Linked DNA regions of Homo sapiens: region 2 is linked to region 1. Evidence: chromatin loops called from intact Hi-C (ENCODE). Cell type or tissue: heart left ventricle. All regions are shown on one strand. Each heading gives the region's core, and the rest is flanking DNA. Links, peaks and the distances in the headings are about the cores only.

The links. Hi-C counts contacts between places; a loop is a spot of excess contacts. Peaks named below come from ENCODE experiments on the same cell type or tissue, not always from the same donor. Only the 100,000 strongest peaks of a DNase experiment are listed, where the experiment ranks them.
Region 2: a loop joins it to region 1, with 2.9 times the contacts of the local background. A loop is called at or near these places in 5 of 110 quality-filtered maps.

What each region holds. Positions count from the first base shown.
Region 1 is chr1:81,309,235-81,317,586 of GRCh38, reverse strand. It overlaps a transcript of ADGRL2 not described here. Among named protein-coding and RNA genes, the nearest start is that of ADGRL2, 490 kb to the left of the region's middle. RefSeq lists enhancers at 4,630-5,129, 5,130-5,631. In heart left ventricle, for the core only: no CTCF peak of the experiment used is centred there; no DNase peak of the experiment used is centred there; H3K27ac peaks cover 3,868 bases.
Region 2 is chr1:81,222,544-81,230,895 of GRCh38, reverse strand. No RefSeq gene overlaps it. Among named protein-coding and RNA genes, the nearest start is that of ADGRL2, 570 kb to the left of the region's middle. In heart left ventricle, for the core only: no CTCF peak of the experiment used is centred there; no DNase peak of the experiment used is centred there; H3K27ac peaks cover 890 bases.

The DNA.
Region 1 (8,352 bases), core at 190-8,189:
CAACAAATCTTAACAGAGGAGTTACTATGTTCCACAAACTATGCAGATGTTAGTGATACAACATACAACTCTCAAAACATTTATAGTCTAGAATGGGATATAGAAAAGTCAGTCAACAGAGCTCAGAGGGATACAGTGGGATGGTAACACCAAGGAATGCCATCGCAATCAGACCAGTCAGTGGCACTTTCCTGAATGAAGTGATGAGTGCCTGGAGAGTTCTGAGGGATGAAAAGCAGTGAGCCAGATGCAGTATGGGATTATGTGGGGTTGAGGGTTGGGGAGAGAGATACAACAGAGTTGAGACAGAGTGAAGAAATACCTCCTTCTGAGCTACAAGAAAGGGTTTTTATCCTTGGTACTACTGACATTTTGGGAAGAATTAGTCATTGTTGTGGGGGTTGTGTTATGTATTCTAGAATGTTTGGCAGCATATGTAGCTTCTACCCCACTAGATGCCCATAGTACCAGTACCTCCCACCCCCAACCCAAATCAAAAATGCCTCTCAAAATTACCAAATGTCACCAGGGAAGCAAAATCATCCCTAGTTGAGAATCACTGTTGTAAAGAAAAAGACAGACAGATAGCATTGGACACTAGGATAACTTCCTAACTTTTCATTGACAAAGAAAGGTCAAATTCCATTTGCGCTTTCCCAACATTGCTCCCTAGATGCCCTAAATCGGGGTGGATGAGAGATAGTCATATATGCTTTTTAATGTATCCTCTAACTACCTGGGATCTGGATGTTTACAATTCAGAGATTGCTTCTTTCTAGGCATGAGTATAGGTACATACACATACATACATACACAGCAAAGACATAAATCAGAATGTCTCTGATTTGGCTATAATATTTAATGATCATCCAGCTTTCATTTCTATATCTTGTCAGCAAAAAATTTTATAAACTTTCCAGAATATAATACATGCCTTCTGTCAGAAATAGGAGTTGAATCAACCTTGCGTATACCATGTTAGTGTATAAATTCCAAGAGTCTCCTTAAAGGGGGAACATCTGTTTAGTGAAGTTTCATTATTTTCCTCTTTAAAGAAAGAATAAGCTATGAAAATGATAAAATATGATTGGCCTAAAACACAATATATCCAACTTTAATCATTTTCTAAATCCAAAGATATTTTTAGATGAAAGCAAAGGAGGTCATTTTCAAATAATTTTGTGAAACTTAAGCCTACCCAGAGGAAAGGTAATTTTGTTTGATCCTGAACATCAAGTGAATTTGTTCACCAAACCATTTATTCCAAAAGGTAATTAAAATAATGTAAAATTGATCCAGTATAGGTTTAACAAAATTAACTAATTATAATCTGCTTAAACCATTTAACCTTTATGGTTCCTTTAAAAGTGTTTGATTTTCTTTGAAAAATAAACAATGTACTTTAAAAAGGTGGTGTCTCCTTGTCTACCTTTCTTCTTTTTTCTTTTTTTTTTTTGTTTTTTTGGTAGATGATCCTATGCTAAGATGCCAATACAACAAATAGAGTAGACAAACAGCTAAGGGAAGAAAGGAAGATTTCCCTTTAAGTCAAGGGCACACATGAGAAGGAAAATATTATAAGATGAGGAAATAAATATGAGTTCTGTTACAGTAAGTATTCATGTCAATGTCTCAGAACTTATGCCAAACTTCCAAGTGAAATGTGTATCAATTATCTTCCTTCAGATATTCAAGTTGACTTATGGACAAAATATATACTGCAACTTAGCATTTGTTTATTTTCAATTGCTTTCCATTTATTCAAGTTACTTTCAGACAGACATATTTTAAAAAGTTCAACAAATCAAAAAAAAAAACTAATTGCCGATCACTAGCTACATTTATTTTGAACTTATCTATTCTAATACTGAGTAGATGTCAAAATTCCAAAGGGTTTGCATGGGCTCTTAGTGTCTGTGAGAGGTAGAAAATAGTGACGTAAGAGAAGAAATGTGCTGTGACAGCTCTATCTTTTAAAAAGAGTGGAAGAACTAGGAGCTACCTCAGGGGAAAAATGGTAGAAGTAACCATAAGCCCTGAGGGACTTTCTAATCCATATCTGTCTATTATTAATTCATTATAATTTACTATTTTATTTTGGAGATAAAATTGTCATTATGTCATTTCTAAACCAAATGACATTATAAAAGACCCCCAGTGGTAAGAGGTATTAACTGAAGTAACTGTCACTGCTACATAGAGTAAAACAAGTTAAACATTGGGAAAAAAGCAATCTGGATGTGATTTTTTTTTTATGGCAAAGAATCAGGTCACCCCTTATACTGAGGTTAATTTGTTGACTCATATTTCCACTTATCCAATGATATTGTATCACATGAACAAATCTCTACCTCTAATCAATTTTTTTATCGAATTGTGACCTTTAATGCACCTTCTTTTTTGATTATGAATGACAGTGACCTTTACGTAATTTAAAGCAGACACTCTGATGCAAAATTATGCAAACTACACATGTAAATTCTGAATCAAACTAAAGATGTGCATAATCTACTGGTGAGAAATTATTTCAGAAGACATTTATATTAAGGCTGAATGAGGTATCTGAGTGTAAGTGAATTAGTCAGCATACAAATGGTTGGTTGGAAGAGTTGCAAAGACCAAATGCTGTTTATATTTTCTCAGCTTCTATTTAGAAAACTGAAATGTCAATATATGTATCAATTTTTATTATTTTACTCAGCATTTTATGGCATTCAGGAAATGATCACAATGTTATAAAGTCAGACAAGATTATTTTTCAGAGGAGTTGGCAAACTGTGCCTGAATATTCAATTCATTGTCATTTCTATTCATTTTCTGCTGCACAAAAGCCTGGTGAAATTCTGCCACAGCATGTGTAACATGTTGACTTCCTGACACTATTTTATCTCATTAAAGAGGAACTTTATGTCCAATAGCATCTGGCAGTCAGTAGTGTTTCTAGGATATATTTAGAAACTACTATCTCAAGGAAAAAAGTTAAAGAATAAAGGAAGCATGTTTGTGTTGAGAATTGGATGAATATCCTGTTCCAGACCTACCTCCTGATTCTCCTTTTTTCTACTGGCTCTTTCTTTTTTTCTGTGGATTAATACAAATGGTTCTGAGCTGATATTACTGAGGGCAAACCCTGCTCTGGGTACAAACTAAAATGCGGCCTAATCCTATAATCCACTCTCTCCTTTCTCAAGCCATTCCATTTTACACAGTGCTGTTAATGCAAACTGGACATTGTTGCTTCTCAAATTATACTTTGTCTTCCATACACACACAAAAATACCGAAATATAAGTACATCACACATGCTTAAAACACATAATCCACAGTCTGCACTTTATGACATAGATACACATGTATATGGGTTTATATATGATGAAGATTACGTCACAGCAGTAAGCCATTGAGTGCATTTCACTGTCAGAACCGCACCAAACAGTACCTGGCACAAGCATGTACTTTCATGATTAACACCAGGGGGTTGTCAGATTGCTATATCTGAAATAAACAGATTTACCCTGACAGATAATCAGCATTTTGCACTGCCTAATACATGTTTATCTTTCACTATCGACGTAATTACACTAACAGTGCACTTAATATCATCTTTCATAGGAAATTAAACAGGTTTGAATGATATACTTATAATGGATTGGGGACAGAGTATGAAGGAGAGAAATATCAATACTAGATGTTTTGGGAGAACACATACATGAAGCAATGATGAGGGAATCAATGAACACCAGAAAAAAATCAATGGCAGTCTGTGTTTAAGGAATTCATTTACATAGTTTCCAAAGAAATCAGAAAAATCCTACAAGCTGTGAAATACCCTCTTGATTTTTTCATGTCCTGATGCTTCTTTTCTTCTGACATGTGCTCTGTGCTCTCCTCTCACACAGAAAAAGCTAAGAAGGAGAGTCCTCTTAGAATGAATTTTATATTTGTCTGATCCATAGTCAACTCTTTCAAAAGTTTGCAATCTGCCTTTCGAACTTTGGTACTGGAAACTCATAGTGGCCTGCACAGATACCACTTTCAGAAGGAAATTCAGCAAGCTCTGAATTAGCACCTATCACCCGAGTGGCTAAGAGCAGACAGGCATGCCATTTTAAGAGCCGTAGAAATTAACACGTGCTGGTCCATAGGCATCAGGCCTTAAGGATATTAAATCAAGACCTGAGAAGCAGAATTGGGTGAAAATGTTAATTTAAATCAACATTATAAATGTGACCCCCAGCATAGGAAGCATCTTTCTTTAAGGATATGCTAATTTACACCTGTGGTCTGCTCACTGACTGTGAGAAGACCTAAGAATTTTAAGCCTCACTTTGTTAGTAACAGGTTAGGATCAGCGCTTTGATGTCCCATAAATCTCTTTTCTTTTCTTAGCTACAAAATAAAATGAAGTCATGAAACATTTAAATACTTATGTCTGTGAGTGGGATCCAGGGTACTATAAATTTGATTTTGAACAGAAAACAAAATGAGGATAGAGAGGTACTTCAAATGTCTTCAGTGAACTTAGTATTGTTTTGGGCATGTAGCAGACATTATTTTATTTCTTTACTATAAAGCTGAGAAATGGGTATTTTTTCCATTTAAGGAAGCTGAAGCTCAGAGAGATTCAATAATACTCTCCGTATATTGTATTCCAACTTAGGTCTGTCTGTCTGAAACTAGTACTCTTTCTGTTTCATTATGTTTTCTCTGTAAATTCAGTTTACATGATTTTTAAATGTCTTTGGTTTTTGTTTTCCAGTGAAGAATGCAGAACTTTAAACCAAGGTCCTACATCCCTCTCATCAATTAGAAATACATATCCACAGTCACCTGTAAACTGCTCCATCCCTCTCTGAATCCGATAACACCCCAGAAGCCAGTATACAATGGCTTTTCACTTGCTAATCAAAAGGATTTCACAAATACTCTTAACATCTCAATGGCTAAAGGCTGAAAAAATGAAATGACTAAGAGCTGAGAAACAAAATGCCTCTAGCATGTGGTTAGAGTACCTCAATGGGTAGAAAATCCATATGTTTAGTTCCTTTACCTACCCCGAATATTTGGAGGAACTGGGACCTTTCCCCTGGGCCCTGGCACCCAGAAGGGGAAAGAAAGTTCTGCTTTCTATCCACGTTTGTGAACCCCAAACTCCTTTTTCTGTTTTGCTCCTGCCAGCACTGCCTCCTGAGGTCCACGTCTCATTGTTCCAGGAGCATGCTGGCTGGCGATCATTGTAACTTGGAAGCTGCCCTGAAACCCACTTCTCTGACAGGCTCTACCTCCACATTGGTTGGGTGATGGCGTCCGCCCGGGTAAAACTGGATTTGCAAAATTCCTTTTAGAACCTGATTTATGGTTGTAAACTCTTTCTGTAGATTTCTTATTGGATTGACTATTCCATAGTTTGCCTTAAAAGCCACCTTACATTCTCTTTGCTTCCATCGTTGCTTAGGACCCTAACTCCTCTTAACGTATTCATTCCTGGAGAGCCAAAGTTTCAGGACAAAGAATAATTTCCTTTAAGATTAATTATTATTTCCATTTCATTTATAGTGTCTGAAGATTTAGTGACAGAGGTTTAAAAGCTGAAAACTGAAGTTACTAAAAAATGCCAAAGTCTGAATTGTTTAAAATCTCCTAAACCCTCCTCTCCTCATCTCTTCCCCATTCCCCCACTGTCTTCTATATTTCTGTATTTTACTCTTTGTCTTTCAGTCTCCTTCTTTTCTTAACTTTTCACCTTGGTTCTTTTACCAGTTGCCTCTCCTTTTAACTTCCAAAAAGAGAAATCATAGTATATATTTTTTATCCATTGGAATAATTTCCTTTCTTGTTGCAATTTTTAAAATTAAGCATGTGTAAATTTTAATATGCTGTCAGAGAGCGTAGGCTCAGTATTTGGAATATAGCTAAGTCTTAAGAAATGTGTTGGATGGATAGATGTTCCTCTCAAATTTGTTTCCTCCTGAAACAAATTTTAAAAAATATATAACATAAGCTAACTCGATTTTTACAAAATTCAATCAACCATTCAAATATTAATCAAGAGTAGGCTTTAGTCTTAGTGCTGAGGCTAGGACTGTGAAGGACACAGATTAAATATGATTTTCACCCTCAAGTAGTTTACAAACTACTGGGAATACAAGAATATGACCCATGAAACAACCTGGGAAATATGAAAAAAGAACGTAATTAGAGGCTGACTTGTGTGATATAAACTGCAGGCATTGAGAATAGACAGAAAAGAGGTCTCAATTACAGAAAGGGCACTTGATTAATTTTTCCGGGAGAAGATAGAAGGAACTATGTATAACAACAATCATAAAACAACAACAACAGTAACAAACAGACTTTCTAATCCTGGTACATCTTATCTAATGAAGTTTTGCTTACCAAAATGTACGTCTTATCTAATGAAGTTTTAGTTTTGAGCTTGTATATGTTAACTGTCCAGTCTAAACTGATTGCTAATACATTTCAGAGTTAAGTTGTTTAAATATTTTTGCACACCTTCCTCAGTGAGAAAAATCCCTTGGTTTTATATTTAATTTCAGGAAATTGACATCTTTTTAGATAGGGAGCTCAGTATTACAGCCAAAGAATTTAGTAATGAGGGACACGTTCTTCAAATGGTTGTAGGTCAGTTTTAACTCCATTGAATGTTTCTATCAACACAGACTCAAAATCACCATCCTCTGTTCTCTTCTCACCACTCCTCCCTTTTTTTTTTTTTTTCTTTCAAGGAGAGAACAACCAAGTAACAGAGAAATCAAATCTGAAAAGAATGTCTCACAGGCTAAGGGACTCACTCAGCAAGAGATGATGGCAGGGTTAGCTCAAATTTAAATTAATTCCCAACCTTTCCCATACCAATGGTCGACATCTAACTTGGCTAATCTGGGCAAAACTGATATATTAAAATAACTTTAAAGATAGGTTCTTGGGCTTTCTGCCTGCCAGCAGATAGAGGTTGTGGATATACAGGGCAGTCCATCTGCCTGATACTTCAAAGATCTAAAAAGAATGCTGGTATCACAGAATACAATCAAAATTGTTTTTCATTTGTTACTTGAGAAATGTGTAGCTTGCTCAATTGCTACTGACCCATGTTCTGCAAACTTCTGCCACTTGATTATGTGTTGATGATGTTTGGGTTTTTGTTTATATTAGATATCTGATATCCACAGGTCAAATAAACACAGTCTTTGAATCAGATACCTATGAGTTACATGCGTAATAGTTCATCTTTTCACATTGGGAGGAAAGAAAGTGGGAGACAATTCAAAGGCTATCCCAAATAGACAGAAATAAGGCCACAAATGCTGCCCTGTATAGACCTGTTCTTACTCAGTTCTCCTTAAGGAGATAACAATTACTGACACAAGAACAGATAATTATATTCAATGTTTCACCGTCAGACCGTTTAAACATGCATTGCTACTTCATTTCTTTTCTTTATCTGCTTTTCTAATGTGCTGGTGTATTTTGGCTGGGGAAATTTTCATTCAGATGCATCCAGTGCAGTGAAAGGTAAGGAAAAGAGCCACTACTACCCAGAATATTTTGAAGAAAGGTATGACAAGACAGAAAAAAGTATTTTTTCTGATGTGAACAGTTGTTTGCATCAAAATTTTAATTGTTATCAGAACTTCAATGGAGTTGCTAGGAAAGGTAGTTAGATAAAGCCTCAGGTTAATTTCCATCATTACTGAGCACTTTACACCACTGACAAATTTTAAACATATAAAGAGATGTCAATCTTGCTCTTTAGACAGAAAAACAAGGTGGGGAGTGGTGGCTCTTCAAAGGCTGTCAGTAGACAAGTCAGTCAATTACAGATCTGATTTAGTTCTTAACTCCTTGAGGTAAAAGACAAATGTTCTGTAAGAGTAACCATTCCTGACATACGTTAAATGAAACAACTTCTAAAACCTGTGTGATAATGATAATACAGATTGAGATGAAGAACTTTGAAAAGAGTTGGAAAATCAGAATCAGATATTTGAATCCAGATGACAAATGGGTAAATCGGAGCACTTTTGCTATTTGTGGGGGGTGGAATGTCCCTACTACTAGTCATCAGAGATAATTAGGAAGGCATTATTGTGTGAGTTTTCAAAGCCAGGAACAGAATAAATGGGTTCACATCCCAGTTCTGTCCCAACTGTGTGGCCTTGGCTAAGTTACTTAAACCTCTCTGTACCTCTCTTTATCTTTGAAATGGGGATGATGGTTTCACTGACCCCATAGTGGTGGTGTACAAATTTAAGTTATTACCTATAAAGCAAAATCCATTGGGTTTTCACTCAATATCATAATCAATCCATATGCAGCAATAACTTCCATGATT
Region 2 (8,352 bases), core at 206-8,205, 87 kb after region 1:
AACTAATTTGCAGTCTATGGCTCAAACCAAAAAGAGCTGGGAATAATATAAATGACATGTACTTTTTCAGTTTTAGACACTTTGAATAAATATATGAAATATATATTTTCCTAAATTTGTGAATTCAATGGTGGACATACATCTGCATTCAGAAAACCAAAAGGAAAAGCTTTGCCAGTTTTAATAAAGAGACCCGTTGAGATAAGTACTGAGTAAAATTTACAGAAAACTTAAAAAAATAAACAGCATACAGTGTCTTCATAGGCTAACAACAACAAATAATAAAAAACAAAAATACAGGTGAGCAGATTAGATGAATATATATATTTTAGATGGAGACTAGCTCTGTCACCAGGCTGGAGTTCAGTGGCGTGATCTCAGCTCACTGCAACCTCTGCATCCCAGGTTCAAGCAATTCACCTGCCTCAGCCTCCCAAGTAGCTGGGCTTACAGGCGCGCGCCACCACACCCAGCTAATTTTTGTATTTTTAGCAGAGACGGGGTTTCACCTTGTTGGCCAGGATGGTCTCCATCTCCTGACCTCGTGATCCGCTCACCTTAGCCTCCCAAAGTGCTGAGATTACAGGCATGAGCCACTGCGCTCAGCCTAGATGAATGTGTTTTACTTCAACAATTTAGACTAATCGTATACAACAATTGTAATATATTTATACATTAGTAGCAGTAAAATCAGAATGATTCTTATTTTTTTATGATCACACATTGAACGTTAAATATACACACTGTAATTGCAATTAACAGATAATTTTCCCTGAACTTGCTATCTACAGTATGGTTATATATTCACAATGAAAAAATTGTAAATATAAAATATAGATGAGATTAAATGAAAATACAGGAAACATAAAAGCTTAAATTCAAGACAGTTTAAAATAATCTTAACAAGAAGTCTTAGTTAAGGAGTCTGAAATCCCATCCAATGCATTCTATTCTTTTAAAAAGAAACCTTTTAAAAGTAAGCTGCCATCAAAAGGATAGAAATTGTAATGTTTGTTTTCAAATTGTTTAATGTAGTTTAAATAGATTTTAATTTGTTAAGAAAATAAGGAAAAATCCAATCCTTAGCATATCTTTTTAATAAAGACATTTTATTTAGAAATAAGAACTAACTATTCTTGTGAGAAATTTAGGCATTCCCAATATATAGGCAACTACCTATATATATTTTTCTATTTTTACCTATGGTCAGCAGCAAGTAGGCATAGTCATATTATTTCTCTGGTTTTGGATAATAAAATGAAACAACTATTTTTTTAATTACCTAGAAGATAATCAGCTTAACTGGTTACTTCAATGAATAATCAGTTTCTTTGGTTTCAAGTAGACACAGATTGATTGCCAAAATTATTAAGATCCTTAAGAACTTTAAAGTATATTGAATTAAAATACTTTCCCACAAAATTTCTAGTTTCTTTACTCAAAATTTAAAGTGCAAACATTTAACTTCATGGTTTTTCAAAGTTAATACCTACCCACTTTAAAATTATGATTTTTATGTTTTTTAAAGCTCTTAGAAGACATGTTTCTAAAAACAATAGATCATTAAATTTATGAATGTAATTGCATTTAAATTGATTATAACAGTAAAGCAGTGATGCTGTGGTAGACACTGAGCCTGTCCATGGAAAAATCTTTTATTAGCATCGCTGCCTTTGTCATGCATAATATGAAATGGAACGCAATTTGACATAGGCCAGATTTGTCTCATCTAACCATTTGGTCACTAAAGTACGTCAGTGCCACTATCTCTCTCATGCAGATGCGATTGTGATCAACCAGGCTCCATGATGTGATTGTGGTTCCTTGTTTTTTTGATTAGGTGCACGGTGATAACTTAAGTGGAGTCTTTTCTATGACTTCCTTGTGTTTCCTAATGTTTTATGTCAATGTGCTCTGAAGAATGGCCGATGGTTTCATCCTTTGTGCATGAAATGCTAACAAAATCAAATTAATAATGCAAGCATCTGTGAATATACAAAACTTTTGCTTAAGGACAAACTTTTTTTTATCCACTCAACTTTTAAAAAAGCTTTCAAACAAATATGATGGGAAATATTTTAAAAATCAGATTTATGTCCAGGTTATGGAAACATATTCGCAAAGCCCTGGTATGACTTTTTAAACCATTCCTAATGTGGTGGGCATTTATTACCCTTTGAAATATTAATTTATACCAGTAGCTTCTATCCATTATTTTTTAGAAATAAAGTGTTTTCCTGAAACAATCTTTACGAAAAAGAAGGTTTTGCTTTTCTCCCTTCACCTTTAATATAAAACTTCTTACTCTCTCGATAGAACTTAAATTTGAATTAACCTGATGAGGGAAATAGAGTTGGTATAAGAAGATAAGTGTATTTGGATGGGGACATTTTCAAATTTTTAGTATTTATTGTTTTCTTACCCCTATTAGATTTAATACTGATTGTAGCTATACCTTTAAAGAATTAGGTTTCTTTCTGTTTTAACATAGGTGATTTAAATTTACACAAACTTTATAATACCATGTTTTATTAAACAACTCTTTTGGATTTTTAACTCTTCTACCCCATCCTCACCCATCTTTAGAATACTTTTTTTTTGGTGAGTTTTCATATGTGCATTTTTCCCCTTCATCAAACCCGTTAAGAATGTAACAAATTGCAAAGAAATAAGCAAATTAGAATGATAGCTGACAATTCTTTCATTCTTACTGCACCATTCTGTATAAGATACATTGCAGCTCAACTAGTGTGAATATTATCCCAGTATGCATATGTAGGTTTCTGAAATTTATAGGTGAAGTGGAGTCAATCATGGAATTAAATTTTAGGATTAAATATTAGCCTTCTTTAGGTGTGTTATAATAATTGGAGCTTCAAAGGATGCTAATTTTATGTGTTAAATGCAATAGTAGATATATTTTGGCAGTTTTCAAACTACATTTGTGGCCCATGAGGTGAAAAGTTGATTGGAAGGATCTAAAGCCACAAATAGTTAATAATATTTTCTGCTTAAGCATCTAGATCAGTATTCGCATTTATCTATAATATTGCAAGCATTTTAAAACTTTGAATACTGTCTTATGAATAAAGATGGCCAAACTGACTCTCCTATGAATTGTTTGGAAACACTGACAAATATCTGCTATAATGCCAAAGCTGATTGTTTTTGGAAATATTAGGTTGCAATACTTATCCAATTTTGGTTCGCATTTACTGTCACAATTTTATCTTAAAGACTAATGACATTACACATATATGTATATTTATACATGTACATATATGCATATGCATATGCCAGAGTATAGGAATGTGTTATATGAATTCAAAACAGAGAAAAAAATATAGTGAGGTAAAATCAGTGTAAATAATATCTGAGGATACTCCTGTAAATTCTGATTTTAAAATTTTGGAACGTAAAATGCTGGTAAGACTTTTTCTTTTTTAGTGGAAAAATCTTATTTCTCAGTGTTTTTGATCAAATGAGTAATAGATAATTAAAAAAACACTGTGCTAGAGGAGAAATTTTGTATACACACAAGTTTCCATGTAAACCTCACTCTAATACCGTAATTAAGGAAATAGAGTAGGCTCTTATTTTAAAAATGTGTTCGATTCCTTGGATTGGAATCAGTAATTACAATACCAACTATAAATTCCAGGAAGCTATTTTCAGGAAATATTTAAAAATCATTTTCAGGCCATGACCTTTTCTTTTCTTTTAAAATTCCAGATACTGGGTAAATCTGTAATTTGAATTGGCTTCCAGTTATTAAATTCAAAAGCATTTAATACAAATTCAAACTCATATATTGGAAACAAACTTTGGCATTGTGACTTAATGAGATTACCATTGATCTCACAATATTTTCCTTAATCATAATGCTCTTTTCCGGTTTTTGCTTATTGTGCATACTCCTAATCCTCTAATGCAAGATCTTGAATTCCCTTGTTTATCAATATCTATGCTCAAACTGAAAACATATTTCTTAGCCTAACTTGTATCTACCAAAGTAAAAGAACATTCCATCTACCCTTCATGCTGATTACACATAGTAGACATATGCTACACCCCTAATAGTCCCATACCATGACTTCGGTTTTATGGCAGACAGCTTGCAAACCTACTGACAGGATACAGTATAAACACACCAGGCTTTATGCACTTGCAAGGTTAATGTAGCATCTGTGATGCAAATCTGCGACCATTCTAATAGCTCTATTGGTAGACCTATGCCATTTCTCAGATCTGCTCCTGAGTTCCATTAAGCAGTTTTCTAGTCACCATTAACTTCGAGTATCATTTACACAGAAAATATATGAATCTATGGAAACAAATACCAGAAGTGTAACCCATTTACACACCACAGGATACTGTTGAATCACAGAAGCACCAACCGCATTTAGAGTATCCTGGACTGACAGCACATTCTGAAACCTCACTTTGCATTTCTGGACACATGTTCAATTTCTGCTCATGAGTAAGCTGGTCACTGGGCTGATGCATTTGCTATGAAAGGCTTCATTTTTCTCATTTAGAGGTTCAGTAACGTGTCTTGCTGAGGATATTTATAAGATGTCATATATCCTAACAAGCATGGGATAGGCTCCAGAGTCAGGAGCAAATTTCACACAGGACAAGCTTTCTTTTTTTATCTGTGAGCACTAGGGCTGAGAGCCCAGCAGGATTCATCTAGTCCACAAAAGCTCTTCCACCCTGCACACAGTGTGTGCTTAAGCCAGAACACCAACACATCATGCTTTCTCTCACCAAATGACATTTTCTGGCTGCTCACTTCATATTTGTCACTTGTATACAAAGTGTAATGTGTAAAGAAAGCATGATCAGCTTGTGCATCACTAATCTCATTACTGTAATGGCTCTGAAAACATGCAACAAATAAGTAACTGGTAAGCCCCTCCACATACGCGTGCCATGCTCAGCATGTACCTCATTGAAATGTGCAGTTCACCGGCTGCTAAGAAAGGCAGCAGTCAGCAGTTCCAATCTGACTCCTCACTCCCTGCTGCAAATGAAGAATAACTCCTCAGGCCTAAATGAAAGAAATGCTGACAGGCCTATCTACCTTAACGAGCTATCAAGTACAAGGATGCCACATAACCCGCACCAACCTTTAAAATCCAATTGAATATTTCTCTTTTTGGAGACAGAGGCAAGGGCGCTCTGTCTGTCTATTTAAAGTTTTCTTATTGTCATTTATTCTCTTCTTCATTTAGAATATGACTCCTTAGACTTCGGTTTGAAGCCTATCAAGACCTAGATTACATCATTACCGTTATGTGGTATGTTACACACTAATCATAACCATTATGGCTTACAAGTCTACAGCTTCATTCAATTAGCTGCCTGACATGGATTTTTTAGCTAATTCATGGTGAAGGTCGGCAGTGGTCAGAGTGGCAGGTGCATTCTGCTACCTTATTGAATGCCAATTATAGTCTTGGGTAATTAGAGTGACTTGTATAGACAAGTTAATCAGAGAGATCAAAAGCTAAGACGTGTGGCTTATGGAACTGTCCAATACTATTAGAAATCATGTGGGATTGTCCATGTATTTAAATTAATATATGTCCATTAATTTATTTAAAAGTAAAATCTCTATCATCTAGCATAATAGAGAATAAAGAATGTTCTTTATTCTTATTATAAAACAGAAAATGTTCATATCATGTATATATGGGTATACTCCATATATATGGTTGATTTTGATAGGCAATAACAAATCATAATATATGTTTTTGAAAATATCATTAGTGATACTTTCAAATACCTTTTGCATCAAGTTTGTGAGCTAAATCACATTTATAGTTTAGGACTCTTTCCCTCTTTCAAATAAATTGTGTTTCTTGAAAAACTGGAATATTTCTTCCTGATAATTAGAATTATATACCACGTGGAACTCCTTTGTGCTGTGCTTATCAAGAAGCTCAGAGCTAACATTGGTGTTCATTCAAAATATCTATATTAGTTGCATCCTTAGCATATTGCTTTCTTTCTTGATTCATGAACTTCAATTATTTTAGGTATGTATTAAGTGATTTCAAAAAAATAAAAATAAAAAATATATTTTTGAGACACCTCCAGTCTCAAATACTAATTACATCAATATATTTTAAAGTCTGTTCCTATTGAAAATGTGAAGCTCATAAAATATTGAAAGAATTCGCCTTGTGCCAGGCACTGTGTTGGCTAGGCAATAGGTGTAAATAGTGACTTAGACTGACTTGGTCCCATACAACATTGAAGTTAGAGTCCAGGGGTAATACAGGCAATATATAGTAAATTCAAATGTATTGTAATGAAACTGAGATGAAGAATGGCAGAATGATAACTGTATATCTAGTTGGCAGTTACATGGGAGCTCATTGTACTGTTCTATTTTGATATATTTGGTGGGAACTAAACCCATGCTTTTTTAAGGTCAATGAACTCTTTGTGGAGAAGTACCTTATCAGCTCAGGCTAAGTTGGAATTTGCCAAGTGAAAGCATGTGTGAGGATATGAGTGGGGTGGGAGGGGTGTTAATGTCTCAAGCAGAGACAACAGCATTCTCAGTCACTGAAAGTTAGGAGGCACATGACACCTTCCAAGCAATGAACAGAATATAATTCCAGATGAAGTCATGAGAAATGAGCCTAAAGCAAAATCTAAATCACTAAAGGTTTCAAATCATGTTATTAAGCTTTAACTTTATTCTGAAAATACCTTGTCTTGTCTAAGACCAAAGTTAGTAAAACATCATATGTTATAAAATATATGTACTTCTACAGTAACAACAGCATTTTCAAGGAGTTAAATCAGTACTTTGGGAATGATGTTTCTGAAAACAAAAACAAAACAAAACTTTAGAGACTTTGGAAAACATGATACAAAAAGTTAAAGACACTTTATGAGAAAGCTAGAGAAATAGTTTAATCTGGTCTTCCTAAATATATACTTTTTTTGTTGTTGTTGTTGAGACAGAGTCTCACTCTGTCACCCAAACTGGAGTGCAGTGGCACAATCTCAGCTCACTGCAACCTCCACCTCCTGGTCTCAAGCAATCCTTGCACCTCAGCCTCCTGAGTAGCTGGGACCACAGGTACATGCCACCATGCCTGTCTAATTTTTTGTATTTTTGGTAGAGATGGTGTTTCACCATGTTGCTCAGAATGGTCTCGAACTCCTAAACTCAAGCAATCCACCCACCTAAGCCTCCAAAAGTGCTGGGATTACAGACGTGAGCCACCGTCCCTGGCCCTAAATATATACTTTTAAAGCCAACATTTAACACTTAATTTAGTAGAGATTATAGGACATTATAAAGTCACATCTCATGAAGATTTATCAGAGTGTAAAGGTGCCATGAATGCTGATTGAAACAGCCAGTTTGCCAGATATGTGAAAGGCCACATAAACCAAGTGGAAGGGTCTATTCCGGAGCAGTCTCCTTTAGAGACAACCACAGCCAGAGACAACCAACTATTCAATGGTCTTCATAGCTTGAGTTTATGCTAGACATTAAGCAAAGCAATCATGAAAGAACAAGATAAAAGGAATGTTTACTTAGGAAGGCGACCAACATTTAATATGTAGAGTCTTTCAACTTTTCAAAATTTTATTTGTAGTTGTTTCTACCAGTCAATGCTGCATTGTATTGATTATTTTATTTCCTCTAAGTTGTATTAACATTCCAAAACCCCAAATCTACAAAAATGTTTAGTCCACACAATGACAATGACAATCCTTCTGAGCATCCTTTAAAAGCACTAGCTTTATGATTACACTTTATAGTTTAACTGCCAAAAGTTGTGAAAAATATTCAGACACCGAGAGAAGTAAATTTGCATAAACTATTCTTGTCTCTAAGATATTTACGTTCTGTCAGTACAAAATGCTTTAGAAAATGACCTTAACAATTTCTAAAAGGTAACAAAGTATTTGAGAAAGTATTGCTTTATAAATTTATTAAGCAGTTAAGAGAAGAAATCTAAGAGAAGAAATCTAATGTCTGAATTAAAGACAACTTAAAAACTTAGTAACTTTTAATATGTTTAACGTCTTTTGCAATAAGAAATCCTATTCAGTAATGGGATCTGAATAACATCCTGTTCAAAAATGAGACAGACACAAGTATAGACATTTCGGTTCATAAATACCTGATGATTGCAGAAATATGACTCTAAAAGGATCACCTTGATTTACTTTTTCTTCTGAAAAGTAATGATCTATCTTTACATTGAGTGGATATCTCTTCCATTTGAAAATATAAACCACCCACCAAATGTCAATAATAATGTGATTTTAAATATATCGTTAGAGAACTTCTGTCATTTTACTTCTCTTGAAAGA